Regions from separate parts of the Homo sapiens genome. Here region 2 is linked to region 1. The links are chromatin loops, found by intact Hi-C in ENCODE. Cell type or tissue: MCF 10A. All regions are shown on one strand.

Region 1 (8,000 bases):
CAATGGCGCAGTCTCGGCTCATTGCAATCTCCACCTCCTGGGTTCAAGTGATTCTCCTGCCTCAGCCTCCTGAATAGCTGGGATTACAGGCATGCGCCACACATGCCCAGCTAATTTTGTGTTTTTAGTAGAGACTGGGTTTTACCATCATGGTTAGGCTGGTCTCAAACTCCTGACCTCAGGTGATCCCGCCTGCCTCGGCCTCCCAAAGTGCTAGGATTACAAGCATGAGCCACTGTGCCCGGCCCCTAATTTCAATTTCATTTTCTTTCTTTCTTTTTTTCTTCTTCTTTTTTTTTTTTTAGACAGTGTCTCGCTCTGTCACCCAGACTGAGTGGGGAGTGCAGTGGTGCAACCTCGGCTCACTGCAGCCTGCACTTCCCGGGTTCAAGTGATCCTCCCACTTCAGCCTCCCGAGTAGCTGGGACTACAGGTGCATGCCATCATGCCTGTCTACTTTTTGTATTTTTTTGAAGACATGTGGTTTTGCCATGTTGCCCAGGCTGGTCTGGAACTCCTGGGCTCAAGTGATCCACCCGCCTTGGACTCTCAAAATGATTACAGGTGTGAGCCACTGCGCCCAGCCCCGAATTTCATTTTCAAGTTGCTCTTTGCCCATGTAGCAGTTGACATTTGAAGAAGGCAGTTGTTTTCTCCAGAGTTGGAAGGTGGCACCTTGAGGTGTAGGCGTGTTGCTATGACACCCTGTGGGCCGTTGCTGGGGCTCTCTTGTGACTTTTCTGAAGTCACGGATGGAGAGTTTGACTCTGTGACACAAAGGGAAACATGTCTGACTAATCTTTCCCACACTCCCTTTGCCTCTGATGGCTCCCTCGGCTAGGAGAGGAGAGGAAGAGAGTGGGTTGGTGGGGCCTCACCCTTTATTACAGGTGCTTCCTCTGACCCTTCTCTTCTGCAGGATTTTTGGGGCAGCTACTGAAGGGACAGGCACTCCCAAAGGGCAAGGGCTGTGGCAGCCTTCTCTTTTACCCATAAGTTGGCCAGAATTGATGCTGTCTACTTGTTTTTTTTGTTTGTTTGTTTTGTTTTGTTTTTTGGGAGATGGAGCCTCCCTCTGTCACCCAGGCTGGAGTTCTCTCACCCAGGCTGGAGTGCAGTGGCGCGATCTTGGCTCACTGCAACTTCTGCCTCAGCCTTGGGTTCGGGTTCAAACAATTCTCATGCCTCAGCCTCCCAAGTAGCTGGGACCCCAGGCACACACCATCATCCCTGCTTAATTGTTTTGTATTTTTAGTAGAGATGGGGTTTCGCCGTGTTGGCCAGGCTGGTCTTGAACTCCTGGTCTCAAGTTATCTGCCCACCTCGGTCTTTCATTGTGCTAGGATTACAGGTGTGAGCCACCGCACCCGGCCTGATGCTCCCTACTTTGATGTGCATAGAGGAATGTTGCAGGCCACAGGCATAGGCAGGGTCCTGGTGGCTGGTGATGTCAGAGAAGCCTGGGGGGGAAGTCCAAGGATCAATCAGCTGGTGAAAATCTGAAGGAGCGGAGGATGATTCGAGTAAATCTGTGCTGCTTGGCCTGCGTCCAAGGCCGTCTCTCTGCTCAGTCACTTGCTGGCTGCCCAGTTGCTCAGGCTCCGTGGGTTTGTTTCCACTGTCACATGGGGATGCAGATGCTGGCCTCGGAGGGCGGGTGTGAGCAGCCATGTTTGGTAACTCGGGTGAATGCCCTGCTAGGACTTGATGCAGAAGAGGTGCCAGTCAGTGTTCACTGGAGTATGACTTGATCACCAGCAACTTCCTTCTTGACTGGGATAGGGCAACATGAGAGCTGAGAGTTCCTTAAGTGGGGCCGTGCTCAGAATGGAAGGGAAAGAGTGAAGAAATCTACTAGGAAGAGGTGTATGGGAGGCGTATGCGACAAATCTCACCTTTATGAGAGCTCAGCTAGTCAGTGGGAGCTTTAGGTTGAACGGTGTGGGTGCTTCTAGGGCTGAGGAGACCCCATCATATTTTCACGCCAAAGGAATGGGGTGGGCCGGATGGGGAGAGCTGCAAGAAGCAGGATGTTGCAAGTTTGTGTGGTTTGTTTGTTTCTTTTGTTTTGTGAGACAGGGTCTGGCTCTGTTGCCCAGGCTAGAGTGTAGTGGTGTGATCACGGCTCACTGTAGCCTCGAACTCCTCGCCTCAAGCAGTCCTCCCACCTCAGCCTCCCGAGTAGCTGGAACTACAGGCGCACGCCATGAAGCCCAGCTAGTTTTTGCATTTTTACTAGGGACAGGGTTTCACCAGGTTGTCCAGGCTGGTCTTGAACTCCTGGGCTCAAAGCGATCTGCCCGCCTCAGTCTTCCAAAGTGCTAGGATTACAGGCATGAGCCACCATGCCCGGCAATTATACATTTTAAATATTAATATAATAATGAGGCTAATCTATAATACTTCTATGTCAAATTGTTTAAAATTTTTTTAATTTTTTTTTCTGTAGTTTCATGCATTTCCTATTTAAGTATTAATATATGTCAGATTCTTTTAAGCATTACAAAAACTTTAAGTACCAAATGCATGCAGTGGTTAAAACCTGTTTGAAACTTAGCATGAGTTTGATTTGCTTCATCACTTTTGATTTTTATCAGTTAAGGTTTGACCAGAGAGTCAAAACCACTATGAGTGTTATGGAATAAGGAACTTATTTTAGAGATTAGACCTTAATCAATCATGGCAGCTGGGGAAGGAGTCTTTGGAGGCCTCCGTATCTGTGGTGGACCTGAGGTCACTATGGGTCAGTTGGGAGAAGCACTGGATGTGAAGTGGGGGCAGGGCAAAGGCCATCCGGAGCCTGCGTCTGTGCCTCACCACCACCCACCCCGATGGTATGGGTGTCTGCAGAAGGACCTAGCACTCCTTGCCACGGAGTTGCACTTGTGTGGCCAAGAATTAGAGAAGCTGAAGGAGGCGATCTGACGGGAGCTGGAAGAGCTGCCAGTCTGGCTGCCATCCGTGCAGACAAGGTGAGCCAGCAGATGACTGTCACCCCATGCTGGCCTCAGAGCACGACGGCCGCTCCTATTCTGTTTTCCTACCTCTCAAATCTTACATTTCTCTTGTGGCCAACCCTCACCCAGAACCATACAGGGATTAATTTCCAAGAAATATGGTTTCGTCTTAGCTAAGTTGAGAGGGTAAAAGCCATCATAAAGATTGATTCCAAACCTTCTTGGGGTTAAAAGAACACTCGTCCCCAAGGGGAACGGTTTTACTCAAGTGGGCAGTGTATGACCGTGATCTGTGATTACCGTCTCAGGAAGGCTAACCTTATTTATTTGCCAGATTTGAGGCTAGGAAGCCAGACTTGGGCCTGCGTACATCTATATAGTTCTCAGTTTAGTACAATGTTCCCTTAAATGTTTCAAACTACATTATAAATTTAATAGTTCTGAGTTTGTCTAAGTCTATACCCTTTTTAAAAATTAAAAAAATTTTTTCGCATTGACAACTAATCAAAAGAAGAGTCCATATGCTTCTGATGGGTTTAGATTTGCAACCTGCCTCCTGGGTCCAAATCGTACCCCCACTAGAGTATCTGGAAGTCTGGAATCTCCACCCTCAAGCTGCAGCCCTTCTTGGTGCCTCTTCCTTTTGGCCTGGCTACTGGATCCTTTCCTTATTCTTTCTGTCCGAGTAGGTCACCACTCCATAGCCATATGCATACCTCTGCAGGGCTCTGCTCACAACCCTGAAGTCATGCTCATGCCTGTGAGCACTGGACAGGATCCTGCACGGCCTCAGGAGGAACTCCAGGGAGTGGAGAACAGAAGCGCATGCCACGTTCACGCAGGGTCAGGATCTTACCCATCCAGGGCAGAGATTTTCCCCAGGGAGGAGGGATTACAGGTGCATATGCTGGCACCTGTAATCCCAGCTACTCAGGGTCACCTCTACGGGAGGGACTGAAGCCAGCAAGAACCATACACAAACTCTGTCCTAAAAGGAGCTGGTGAAGTCCCCTGGGGAAGGGGTAGAAGGGCCTTGGGGCCAGTTGCATAACTGGGACCTTCAAGCTGTGGCTCCCTGCCCAAGGAGCCTCTGCTATCCAGTCATGCGCTTGATTCCAATGGAGGCAGGAAGCGCGTCGTCCCATCTGTCTGGGCTTTGGGTGCCCTCTTGTGGCAGAATAGTGATTTCGCTCTTCACACTGTCTCACGTGGCCCTCTCAGGAGCCCAATTAGGGCTTCAAGGCTGTTATTTTGAAGATACGTTTATCGCAGCACTGTTTACAAGAGCAGGGATATGGAATCAACCTAGGGGCCCACCAATGGATGATTGTATAAAGAAAATGTGGCATATTTATACCATGGAATACTACTCAGCCATTAAAAAGAATGAAATTACATCTTTTGCAGCAATGTGGATGGAACCCTTAGAGGCCATTACCTTAAGTGAAATAATTCAGAGACAGAGTCAAATACTGCATGTTCTCATTTATAAGTGGGAGCTAAATAATGTGTGCACATGGACACAGAGAGTGCAATAGTAGACATTGGAGATTTGGAAAGGTGGGAGGGTGGGAGGTGGGTGAGGGATGAGAAATTTCCCAATGGGTACAATGTACACTATTCGGATCGTGGTTATACTAAAAGCCCAGACTCCACCACTACTCAATATATCCATGTAACAAAACTGCACTGTACTCCCTACATCTATAAAAAGAAAACAAAATGGGATTCTAACAGAAAAAAAAGGGACATAAGGGCAGAGGTGCCAGGCGTCGGGTATCCTCCCAGGGCTTCTCTTGTGTCAGCACAGCAGGCTGGGTTTCAGCAAGTTCAAAGAATTTGAGGAACCCCCTAAGGGAGGGCCACTGGTGGGGGCAGAGGGGTGATCCCAAGTACTCCTATCTGTGACTTGAAGAATCTATCTTTAACATAACCTAAAAGAATATACCAAAGGCTGGGCGTGGTGGCTCACGCCTGTAATCCCAATACTTTGGGAGGCTGAGGCTGGCGGATCACGAGGTCAAGAGATTGAGACCATCCTAGCCAACATGGTGAAACCCCATCTTTACTAAAAATACAAAAATTAGCTGGGCATGGTGGCAAGTGCCTATAGTCCCAGCTACTCGGGAGGCTGAGGCAGGAGAATCGCTTGAACCCGGAAGGCAGAGGTTGCAGTGAGCCGAGATTGCAGCACTGCACTCCAGCTTGGGTGATAGAGCGAGACTCCATCTCAAATAAAAAAAAAAAGAAAGAAAGAAAAAAAGAATGCACCAAAGTATGACCTGATCTTGTTTTCTTTTTAAAATTAAAATAGGGGCCGGGTGCGGTGGCTCACACCTGTAATCCCAGCACTTTGGGAGGCCGAGGCATGCGGATCACGAGGTCAGGAGATCGAGACCATCCTGGTCAACATGGTGAAACCTGTCTCTACTAAAAATACAAAAATTAGCTGGATGCGTTGGCACGTGCCTGTAATCCCAGCTACTTGGCAGGCTGAGGCAGGAGAATCGCTTAAACCCGGGAGGCAGAGGTTGCAGTGAGCTGAGATCATGGCATTGCACTCCAGCATGGGCAACAGAGCAAGAATCTGTCTCAAAATAAATAAATAAATAAATAAATAAAATTAAAAAATTAAAATAGGGACAGAGTCTTGCTATGTTGCCCATGCTGGTTCCAACTCCCCTGGCCTCAAGCAATCTTCCCACTTCAGCCTCCCAAAGTTCTAGGGTTACATGAGTGAGCCACCACGCCTGGTTATGATCTGAACATAAAAGCTCCTGTGGCTGGGTGCGGTGGCTCACGCCTGTATTCCCAGCACTTTGGGAGGCCAAGGTGAGTGGATTACCTGAGGTCAGGAGTTCAAGACCAGTCTGGCCAACATGGTGAAATCTTGTCTCTATTAAAAATTAGCTGGGCGTGGTGGCGGGCGCCTATAGTCCCAGCTACTCGGGAGGCTGAGGCAGGAGAATGGTGTGAACCCGGGAGGCGGAGTTTGCAGTGAGCCAAGATCACGCCACTGCACTCCAGCCTGAGCGACAGAGCGAGACTCCGTCTCAAAAAAAAAAAAAAAAAAAAAAAAAAAAAAAAAAATTAGCCAGGTGTAGTGGCAGGCGCCTGTGATTCCAGCTACTCGGGAGGCTGAGACAGGAGAATCGCTTGAACCTGGGAGGCAGAGGTTGCAGTGAGTCAAGATCGCGCCACCGCACTCCAGCCTGGGTGACAGAGTAAGACTCCATCTCAAAAAAAAGAAAGAAAGAAAGAAAGAAAGAAGGAAGGAAGGAAGGAAGGAGGGAAGGAAAATGCACATGCAGGCTGGGTGTGGTGGCTCACACCTGTAATCCCAGCACTTTGGGAGGCTGAGGCAGGCGGATCACTTGAGGCCATGAGTTCGAGACCAGCCTGGCCAACATGGCAAAAACCCATCTCTACTAAAAGTACAAAAATAAGCCGGGCATGGTGGCAAGCACCTGTAATCCCAGATACTGGGGAGGCTGAGGCAGGAGAATCGCTTGAACCCAGGAGGCAGAGGTTGCGGTGAGCAGAGATCACACCACTGCACTCCAGCCTGGGCGACAGAGCAAGACTCCATCTCAAACAAACAAACAAACAAACAACAACAACAAAAAAAATAGTGCACGCATGCATACGATATTGTGAATAGAATTTTAAGGAGTTTGTGAACTTTGGGGATGCATGAGCCCATATGGTTTGTAAAAGTTCCACTTCTAGATCTCTGGTCCTATTAGTTTCTCAGGGGCTTGAAGCCCTCAAACAGAATTGCTACTCTCTGAGGAGGTTGACAATGTCCACTTAAGGACAGCCTCTCTGGAGAGGAAGAAAGGACACAGGGTAAAATTTCTTCTCATCAGAGAAGTAACGTTAGCGTTAGCCTCAAAGATGCGTAAAGAGTTGCCTTGTGTCAAGAAACAGACGTTTCTTTTTTGAAAATATCCGAGAAAGACAAATAACAGAGATGGGTAATTTACATAATTTCAAGACAGAGATTGTCTCCAAATTGCCTAATTTGAGGAATCTGAATGAGATGAAAGACAAGACACTCTTTGGAAGGATTTCCTAAAGCAATTCTTCTTAAACTCTATTTTTGGCTGATCTCAGATGGTCTCTGAAAGTTTCCAGAGGCAAGGCAAAACATTTAAGAGCTTCCAAAAACTCATACCAAACTGCTTCTAGAAGAAAACTCAAACAAATTGATTCATGTTCTTTCAAGACACACCTTTAAAGGGATTTTCTTTTGGTGGGTATTGCTTATTTACTTAACTAATATTTACTTAATGCATACTGGAAAAGAGTATTTTAGAGTTGGCAGGAACTTCAGGCATCTTGTTCTGATTCCTTTATTCTCAGACAAGCAACATGAAAGCTAGAGAGGAAAACTGTCCCTCATTCTTTCAACAAGTTTATCAATCACTTCCTATGTGTTAGGAACTGGGCTTTGTATAAGAAATAAAAGAGGGCCGGGCGCAGTGGCCCACGCCTGTAATCCCAGCACTTTGGGAGGCCGAGGCAGGCGGATCACAAGGTCAGGAGTTGGAGACCAGCCTGACCAACACGGTGAAACCCCGTCTCTACTAAAAATACAAACATTAGCCGGGCGTGGTGGTGCATGCCTGTAATCCCAGCTACTCAGGAGACTGAGGCAGGAGAATCCCTTGAACCCGGGAGACGGAGGTTGCAGTGAGCCGAGATTGCGCCACTGCACTCCAGCCTGGGCAACAGAGTGAGACTGTCTCAAAAAAAAAAAAAAAAAAAAGGAAAAGAAATAAAAGATGAAAATACATTGAGGATAATCTCATGAGGTAAGGAGATATGTAGGGGAAACCACAATTCCTTTTTTTTTTTTTTTTTTGAGATGGGGGTCTCATTCTGTCACCAAGGCTGGAGAGCAGTGGCAAGATCTTGGCTCACTGCATCCTCTGCCTCTTGGGCTCAAGCGATCCTCCCACTTCAGCCTTCTGAGTAGCTGGGACCAAGTGCACCACCACGCCTGGCTAATTTTTTGTATTTTTGGTAGAGATGGCGTTC
Region 2 (8,000 bases), 270 kb before region 1:
GCGCTCTGGATATAAATTTAGGACTCACTGACATTTACATAGTATTTAAGCCCTGGGACCGGATGAGATCACTGGACAGAGAATGTGGAAAGAGAGAATGGCCAAGGACTAAGCCCTAGGAGGCTCCAACATTTAGAGGTCACCCGAGGAAGACTAAGAACAGTCAGTGAGGTTGGAGGGAAATGAGGAGAGTGTGGTGTCCTGGAAGTGCCCTGAGGAAAAACAGCGTAGTGTGGTAGAGAGGGATGGGATCCAGGTGGTGGGAGAAGGGGCAGGAGAGGCTACTTTTGATAGAGACATTAGGGAAGGCCTCCCAGAAGGCGTTGGATCTAAGTGAGACTGGAATGAAAACAGTAAGTCATTGTGAAAAGCCAGGGAAATGTATTACTGAGGGAACAGCAAGTGCAAAGGCCCTGAGGCAGGTTAAACCTGTCTCCAACCAGGAAATCCACCAGGTCCCATGTGGCTGAAGCATAGAAATCTTTAGGAAAGGCAATCAGAGAGCCACCTAAGAGCCAGGTTATATAGGGTCTTGTAAGTCACAGCACGGAGTCTAGGTATTCCAGTGCTGGAAAAGCCCAGGAATTTCGACGTGATCCACTTAATGCATGGTAGCAGGGCCAGAGTGAAATAGGGGATCAAGCTGTGGGGATAATCCAAAGATGGTGCAAGGTCCTTCCTCCCCAGTCCTTTCCTCCACCCCTTGCCCCCAGCCTTGACCTCAGGCACTTTCTACAGCGGGCAAAACCAAGTTGGGGGACAGGCAGTGGTGACTCACGCCTGTAATCCCAGCACTCCGGGAAGCTGAGCGGGAAGGATCGCTTGAGCCCAGGCGTTCGAGACCGGGCTGGGCAACACAGCGAGACCTCATCTCTACAAAACACAATACAAAAGAACAAAGTTGGGAATGCAGAGCATTGAGTGACTCAGAATCTCAGAAACTGACTGAGGCGACCATGGGTGTCCCTGGAGTTGGGGTGAAGGAGGTGGGGAGACTGCCATCAGAACCCAGGGAAGCGGACGGTCGCTGGACCCTGCCAGCCTCTTCAGCCCTCCACCTGGGACATAGCCTGGCTTGACTCCTGCAGCGCGGCAGCAGGAGGGTTAAACCGTGCGTGGCCTCCGGCGCGGGGGGGAGGCGGAGACGGAGACGGAGCGGTCCCAGCCGCCGCGCCGAGCCCAGCCGAGCCGAGCCGAGCCGAGCCGAGGCGAGCATCTCCCACCGCCGCCGCCCCGCGCCCCAGGCGCCCGCCCCCCACCCGCTCCAGCGCCCTGCCGCGGGCCAAACCTCCCCACCATGCCCCGCACCCCGCCCGCTCCTGCGACCCCCCAGCCCCGCTCAGTCCCGAGCGCCCGCAGTCGTCGCGCCGCCGCGCCAAGCATGCAGGTGAGTGAGAGGGACCCCCACGCCCCCACCCGCGGGGAGCCCGGCCCTGCCCTTCCCGGCTCCGCGCCCTGCGCCTCCTGCCCCTCCCGACGCGGTCCCTCGCCCGGGACAAGGCCTCCAGCCTCCCAGCGCCCCTTCCCCGAAGGGCTCTCCATCCCTCCGCGGTCCTGGCTCGCTCCCGCCCTCCCTGGCGCAGCCGTCCCCGTCCCCGCGGCTGCCTCCATCCCGCCTCGGCTCGGCGGGCGGCTCCGCGCAGTCTCCTGCTTCGGGTCCCCAGTCCGCTCTCGGCACTCCCTGCCTCGGGGTCCCTTCGCCGACCTCCTTTTCCTCGTCTCCCCCCACTCTCGCCGCTCTCCAGCCCTGTGCGGGGAGTGCGGGCCTGCGGGATGGGTGGGATGGGGGCCACGCTGGGGCTGGGGCCCGGCTCCCGCACCCCGAGGCTCCTGCCCCACCCCCAGCTCGTCTCCTGCGCACAACAGGTCGGTGAGAAGCTGGGAGAGGGGTGGGGGTGGCGCGCCAGCCCGGGGACTGCGGGCTTCCTGGAGGGGGCGGCTGAAGCTGTGCGGGGCCCAGGGACTGGGTTGGCGCTGGCTGGGGGTGGGGATGCACAGGCGGAGGGGCGATAGTCCTAGAGTCAGCTGGCCACAGATGCGCCCTGGGAGCCCTTCTCCGCTTCACTGGTTCGCTCTACACGCCTCGCTCCCTCCCTCTAGCTTTCTTCCTTTCCCCTCTCTCTCCCTTCTTCCCACCATGCCCCCATCCCTATGTCTTTCGGTATCTCCACATCCCTTTACATTTGGGGGAGCAATTCCGAACTCCTCCATCTTTGCTGCTCCCGCCTCTGCTTCCCAGCCCGTTCCTCGTGTCATTTTTCCTTAAGCATTTATGTTCTCTCCTTCCCCACTTCCTTTCTCCCCATCCTGGGCTTTCCCCCCTTTTCTCCCATCCCCTTACTCTCCACTCCTCTGGCTGTCCTGCCTGGACCGCTCTCTCCTTCTCCTCCTGCCCCTTCTTCCCCTGCACCTGTGACCCCTTCATCCTCTCCGTTTCCCCTCCCTGACCTTTTCTCTCATCCTTTCCTCCCTTCGGCATCCTCCACAGTTCGAGTCTTCTGTACCCACTCTCCTCCTCTCTTCCCAGTTCTCTCTTTTTCAGGACTGCCTGCTCTCTCTCACCCTGCACTCCAGGCCAGCTTCCTCTTCACATTTCTCCTCTCTCACTCTTAACCAGCCTTCCATCTCCCAGCCCTTCACCCCTTCCCATCTCTCCCACTGCCTGCTTCCCCACGCCCTTCCCGTGACTTTCCCATCTTGTTCCCTTGTTGTTCTCTGGGAAGATTCAATGGGCAGATTTATTTATTTTATTTTTTGAGTCGGAGTCTCGCTCTTGTTGCCCAGACTGGAGTGCAATGGTGTGATCTCAGCTCACTGCAACCTCCGCCTCCCAGGTTCAAGGGATTCTTCTGCCTCAGCCCTCTGAATAGCTGGGATTGCAGGCGCCCACCACTACCCCCGGCTAATTTTTGTATTTTTAGTAGACACGGGGTTTCACTATGTTGGCCAAGCTAGTCTCGAACTCCTGATCTCAGGTGATCCACCCGCCTTGGCTTCCCAAAGTGCTAGGATTACAGGCGTGAGCCACTGCGTCTGGCCCATTGGGCAGATTTAGACCCAGAATCCACAGGAAACGGGTATCCTATCTTCACTCCCTCTGGGGAGCCTGCCCCTCCTGGATCCACCACCCTCAGCTCTGAGAACACACCCTTTCTCTTTCAAAACCAACCATCCCGATTTTCCCAGGATTCTTTACCCAGGAGAGCCACATTTGAGGGGGTGGTTTCTTCCTGACTCCACCTCCCTTCAGAGGGCACCTATGCACTTGGATGATTAAACATTAAGAGCAAAAATTATATTCTGTAGTTTTTCTCCCACTCACCTCTCTCTTTCTGTCTCTTTCCTTCCATCCCTCCAGCTCTTCATTCCTTTCTCCTGAAGATGCAGACTCCTGGGGCTAATCATAAGACAAATGCCTGGCACTGCCAGAGGGGTGGGAGGGCTGGGAGGGCTGGAAGGGCCCCCCTGCACGTACACACACTCACTGGCTTGCTCAGATTGACTTCCCCATCCCTCCCCCTACCCTCAGACTCCCTCCCTAGCGGTAGGTGCTCAAGGAATCACAAGGTTCTTGGCTCTAAATTAAGATCCAAGAAAAGCCTGGAGCTGTGGGCAGAGGAAGTGAGAAGAAGGGAAATCAGAGAAGCCAGAGTAGACCCTGGGGTGGAGAGGTAACAGGGACCTGAGAAGTTGTAGATGGGGCTGGAGTCTGGTCAGGCAACCACGCTGGAGTTTTTCCCCCAAAAGGATGCTAACAACCAGTGAATCCTGGGTGCAGCCGCATAGCTGGCAGCTGGGTGGCCTGGGAGGGCAGATGCGGGTAGAATTGGTGGATGAATTAGCTGGGGAAGTACACAGGGCAGGGCTGGGGTGTGACGGCCCCCTTTTTCTCCCAGTAAAGGCTGAAAATCTGGGTCACAGCTGAGGAAGACCTCAGACATGGAGTCCAGGATGTGGTAAGTTTGGCCCAGCAGAGGGAGCCTGGAGACCACATTCCCTGGGGCCATGACTCCTTCCTTCCTAGACCCATCCAGAGCCTTCCCATCCTGAGGGCCATCCTCCTTTGGAAGATGGGAAATGAGGCGAGTCTTCCCAAGGCCCACCTGCTTTCACAGGGAAACCTGGAGGTTTCTGGTGTGAACCTGTCCCTCCCTCACATAGGCCCACAGTAGGCCTGTGTCTCAGCCACGCTCTCTCCCTTCTTGCAGGCCTGCGCTGCTGCTGTCCCACCTCCTCCCTCTCTGGCCACTGCTGTTGCTGCCCCTCCCACCGCCTGCTCAGGGCTCTTCATCCTCCCCTCGAACCCCACCAGCCCCAGCCCGCCCCCCGTGTGCCAGGGGAGGCCCCTCGGCCCCACGTCATGTGTGCGTGTGGGAGCGAGCACCTCCACCAAGCCGATCTCCTCGGGTCCCAAGATCACGTCGGCAAGTCCTGCCTGGCACTGCACCCCCAGCCACCCCATCAGGCTTTGAGGAGGGGCCGCCCTCATCCCAATACCCCTGGGCTATCGTGTGGGGTCCCACCGTGTCTCGAGAGGATGGAGGGGACCCCAACTCTGCCAATCCCGGATTTCTGGACTATGGTTTTGCAGCCCCTCATGGGCTCGCAACCCCACACCCCAACTCAGACTCCATGCGAGGTGATGGAGATGGGCTTATCCTTGGAGAGGCACCTGCCACCCTGCGGCCATTCCTGTTCGGGGGCCGTGGGGAAGGTGAGTGGGAAAGGCTGGGAGGGATATGACGGATGGGGAGGCTGGGTGAAGACACCAAGGGGCAGAAATAGAGGCCTTGTCTGTTAGCTCCTTCAACAAATGTGTCAGGCACTATACTGGCACAGGATGCAGAGATAAAGACACCCTCTCGGAGTTCAGGTCCACTGGAGCAGACAGACATGAAAGGACTTGGAGAGGAGTCATCGTAATAAATGCTTTAATAGAGGCATGTGCAGCATGATTTACAAAAAAAGAGAAGTGAGAGTCTCCTCCTGCTTGGGGATCAGGACACCTTCAGAGAACTGACATTTGAGCTGGCCCTTGAAAAGAGAGTGGGAGTATTCTGGGCAGAGAATGCCATGAATGAAGGGCACTACCCGGGAGATGTCTTGGCTCAGGGAGTGCTGATGGAGGAACAGGGCCTGTGGTTTGGGAGTTGGGCCATGGCAGAGACTAGGACATCTCCACCCCTTAGTTTCCAGGCATAGTGATAGGTTCTCGCTGATCATGGGGCCTCATCCTCATCACATATACACATAAGATTTGGTGAAATACATTTGGGAAAGTGGAGGAAAAGAGCTGAAAACTCAGGGGAATGCTGGTGATAATAAAGAGTGAGGCTCCAGAGGGGCAGACAGAGCCGGCAGTGTGGATCCACACAGCAATGCCACTCCAGCCGACAGAGCCCACAGCCCAGCCCCCAGCCCCTCTTGGCTCCTACCACCTCGGGGCTCCCTAAAACTTTCTTCCCACCCCAATCAGGTGTGGACCCCCAGCTCTATGTCACAATTACCATCTCCATCATCATTGTTCTCGTGGCCACTGGCATCATCTTCAAGTTCTGGTAAGCTGGGAGGAGGAAGGTGCTGGTGGATGGGGACGGAATGTTTGGCAGTCGAGGCTCTAACCACGAGGGGCAGTGGCAGCAATTTTGCTGGGGGGTGGGTGGGAAATGCTGGATGAAGGCAAGACCTTGGGAAAAGATAATTAAGGATTTGGCTGGGGGAAGACGGTGAGAAATCAGGGCAGATTCTGTCTCCCAGGGAAATACAAGGATAAGGGAGGGCAGGGGAATTATTCCTGTGCATTCCTGGTGAGCCTCCCCTGCCCCTACTTCCTCCAAGACAGAGAAAGCTGACCCAGTCTGCAGAGCCCTTCTTAGGGTTGCCTGGGGGGAGCAAGAAAACCTGGAGCTTTCTTTGCACACATTTAATAATGGATCACTCAGTCCTTCACACTTTACTGAGAGAATCATTAGACTCAGGTGTCCAAGTCATCAGCTTGCTTTGAACTAGAACTAAACCTGCCAGTTGTCTGCTGAAGACAGAAATGACTCTTCTGGGCATGTAGGGGAGAGGACATTGTGGTGGTGGGGAGGGGATATTAATTTTGTCGATCTGGATCAGGTTTGGAGGGTAAGGAGGTTTAGATTACCAAGCTCCCCTAGAGGGCAGGGGAAGTGGCTTTATGGGCACAGAGTCCCAGGGGATTTAGTAGAGAGAACTGTTAAAGGCCAGTTTCTCTGCTATAAGATGTTGGGAGTGACTGGGCGAGGCTGGGGGTGACCACTGGTGCAGGCCCAGGATGGGGGCTACTTGAGTGTGCAAGAGAACCTCTTTTCCTCTGGTACCCCAGCTGGGACCGCAGCCAGAAGCGACGCAGACCCTCAGGGCAGCAAGGTGCCCTGAGGCAGGAGGAGAGCCAGCAGCCACTGACAGACCTGTCCCCGGCTGGAGTCACTGTGCTGGGGGCCTTCGGGGACTCACCTACCCCCACCCCTGACCATGAGGAGCCCCGAGGGGGACCCCGGCCTGGGATGCCCCACCCCAAGGGGGCTCCAGCCTTCCAGTTGAACCGGTGAGGGCAGGGGCAATGGGATGGGAGGGCAAAGAGGGAAGGCAACTTAGGTCTTCAGAGCTGGGGTGGGGGTGCCCTCTGGATGGGTAGTGAGGAGGCAGGCGTGGCCTCCCACAGCCCCTGGCCCTCCCAAGGGGGCTGGACCAGCTCCTCTCTGGGAGGCACCCTTCCTTCTCCCAGTCTCTCAGGATCTGTGTCCTATTCTCTGCTGCCCATAACTCCAACTCTGCCCTCTTTGGTTTTTTCTCATGCCACCTTGTCTAAGACAACTCTGCCCTCTTAACCTTGATTCCCCCTCTTTGTCTTGAACTTCCCCTTCTATTCTGGCCTACCCCTTGGTTCCTGACTGTGCCCTTTCCCTCTTCCTCTCAGGATTCCCCTGGTGAATCTGTGATGCCCCCAATGTTGGGGTGCAGCCAAGCAGGAGGCCAAGGGGCCGGCACAGCCCCCATCCCACTGAGGGTGGGGCAGCTGTGGGGAGCTGGGGCCACAGGGGCTCCTGGCTCCTGCCCCTTGCACACCACCCGGAACACTCCCCAGCCCCACGGGCAATCCTATCTGCTCGCCCTCCTGCAGGTGGGGGCCTCACATATCTGTGACTTCGGGTCCCTGTCCCCACCCTTGTGCACTCACATGAAAGCCTTGCACACTCACCTCCACCTTCACAGGCCATTTGCACACGCTCCTGCACCCTCTCCCCGTCCATACCGCTCCGCTCAGCTGACTCTCATGTTCTCTCGTCTCACATTTGCACTCTCTCCTTCCCACATTCTGTGCTCAGCTCACTCAGTGGTCAGCGTTTCCTGCACACTTTACCTCTCATGTGCGTTTCCCGGCCTGATGTTGTGGTGGTGTGCGGCGTGCTCACTCTCTCCCTCATGAACACCCACCCACCTCGTTTCCGCAGCCCCTGCGTGCTGCTCCAGAGGTGGGTGGGAGGTGAGCTGGGGGCTCCTTGGGCCCTCATCGGTCATGGTCTCGTCCCATTCCACACCATTTGTTTCTCTGTCTCCCCATCCTACTCCAAGGATGCCGGCATCACCCTGAGGGCTCCCCCTTGGGAATGGGGTAGTGAGGCCCCAGACTTCACCCCCAGCCCACTGCTAAAATCTGTTTTCTGACAGATGGGTTTTGGGGAGTCGCCTGCTGCACTACATGAGAAAGGGACTCCCATTTGCCCTTCCCTTTCTCCTACAGTCCCTTTTGTCTTGTCTGTCCTGGCTGTCTGTGTGTGTGCCATTCTCTGGACTTCAGAGCCCCCTGAGCCAGTCCTCCCTTCCCAGCCTCCCTTTGGGCCTCCCTAACTCCACCTAGGCTGCCAGGGACCGGAGTCAGCTGGTTCAAGGCCATCGGGAGCTCTGCCTCCAAGTCTACCCTTCCCTTCCCGGACTCCCTCCTGTCCCCTCCTTTCCTCCCTCCTTCCTTCCAC

The links. A loop is a pair of places that touch in the nucleus more often than their neighbours do. Peaks named below come from ENCODE experiments on the same cell type or tissue, not always from the same donor. Only the 100,000 strongest peaks of a DNase experiment are listed, where the experiment ranks them.
Region 2: it touches region 1 in a loop (17-fold over the local background); 5 of 110 quality-filtered maps call a loop at or near these places.

Annotation. Positions count from the first base shown.
Region 1 is chr12:6,419,844-6,427,843 of GRCh38, reverse strand. No RefSeq gene overlaps it. Among named protein-coding and RNA genes, the nearest start is that of CD27, 21 kb to the left of the region's middle. RefSeq lists enhancers at 627-866, 907-1,016, 4,328-4,377. In MCF 10A, a CTCF peak has its summit at 4,126 (motif pointing left); a DNase peak (open chromatin) is centred at 4,113.
Region 2 is chr12:6,694,001-6,702,000 of GRCh38, reverse strand. It overlaps PIANP (PILR alpha associated neural protein), which reads left to right and starts at 1,186. Exons shown (of 5, transcript NM_001244014.2): 1 at 1,186-1,387; 2 at 3,897-3,956; 3 at 4,209-4,714; 4 at 5,477-5,558; 5 at 6,350-8,000. The coding sequence starts at 3,940. The coding sequence ends at 6,575. RefSeq lists enhancers at 1,905-2,406, 5,110-5,219. In MCF 10A, a CTCF peak has its summit at 3,997 (motif pointing right); a DNase peak (open chromatin) is centred at 3,990.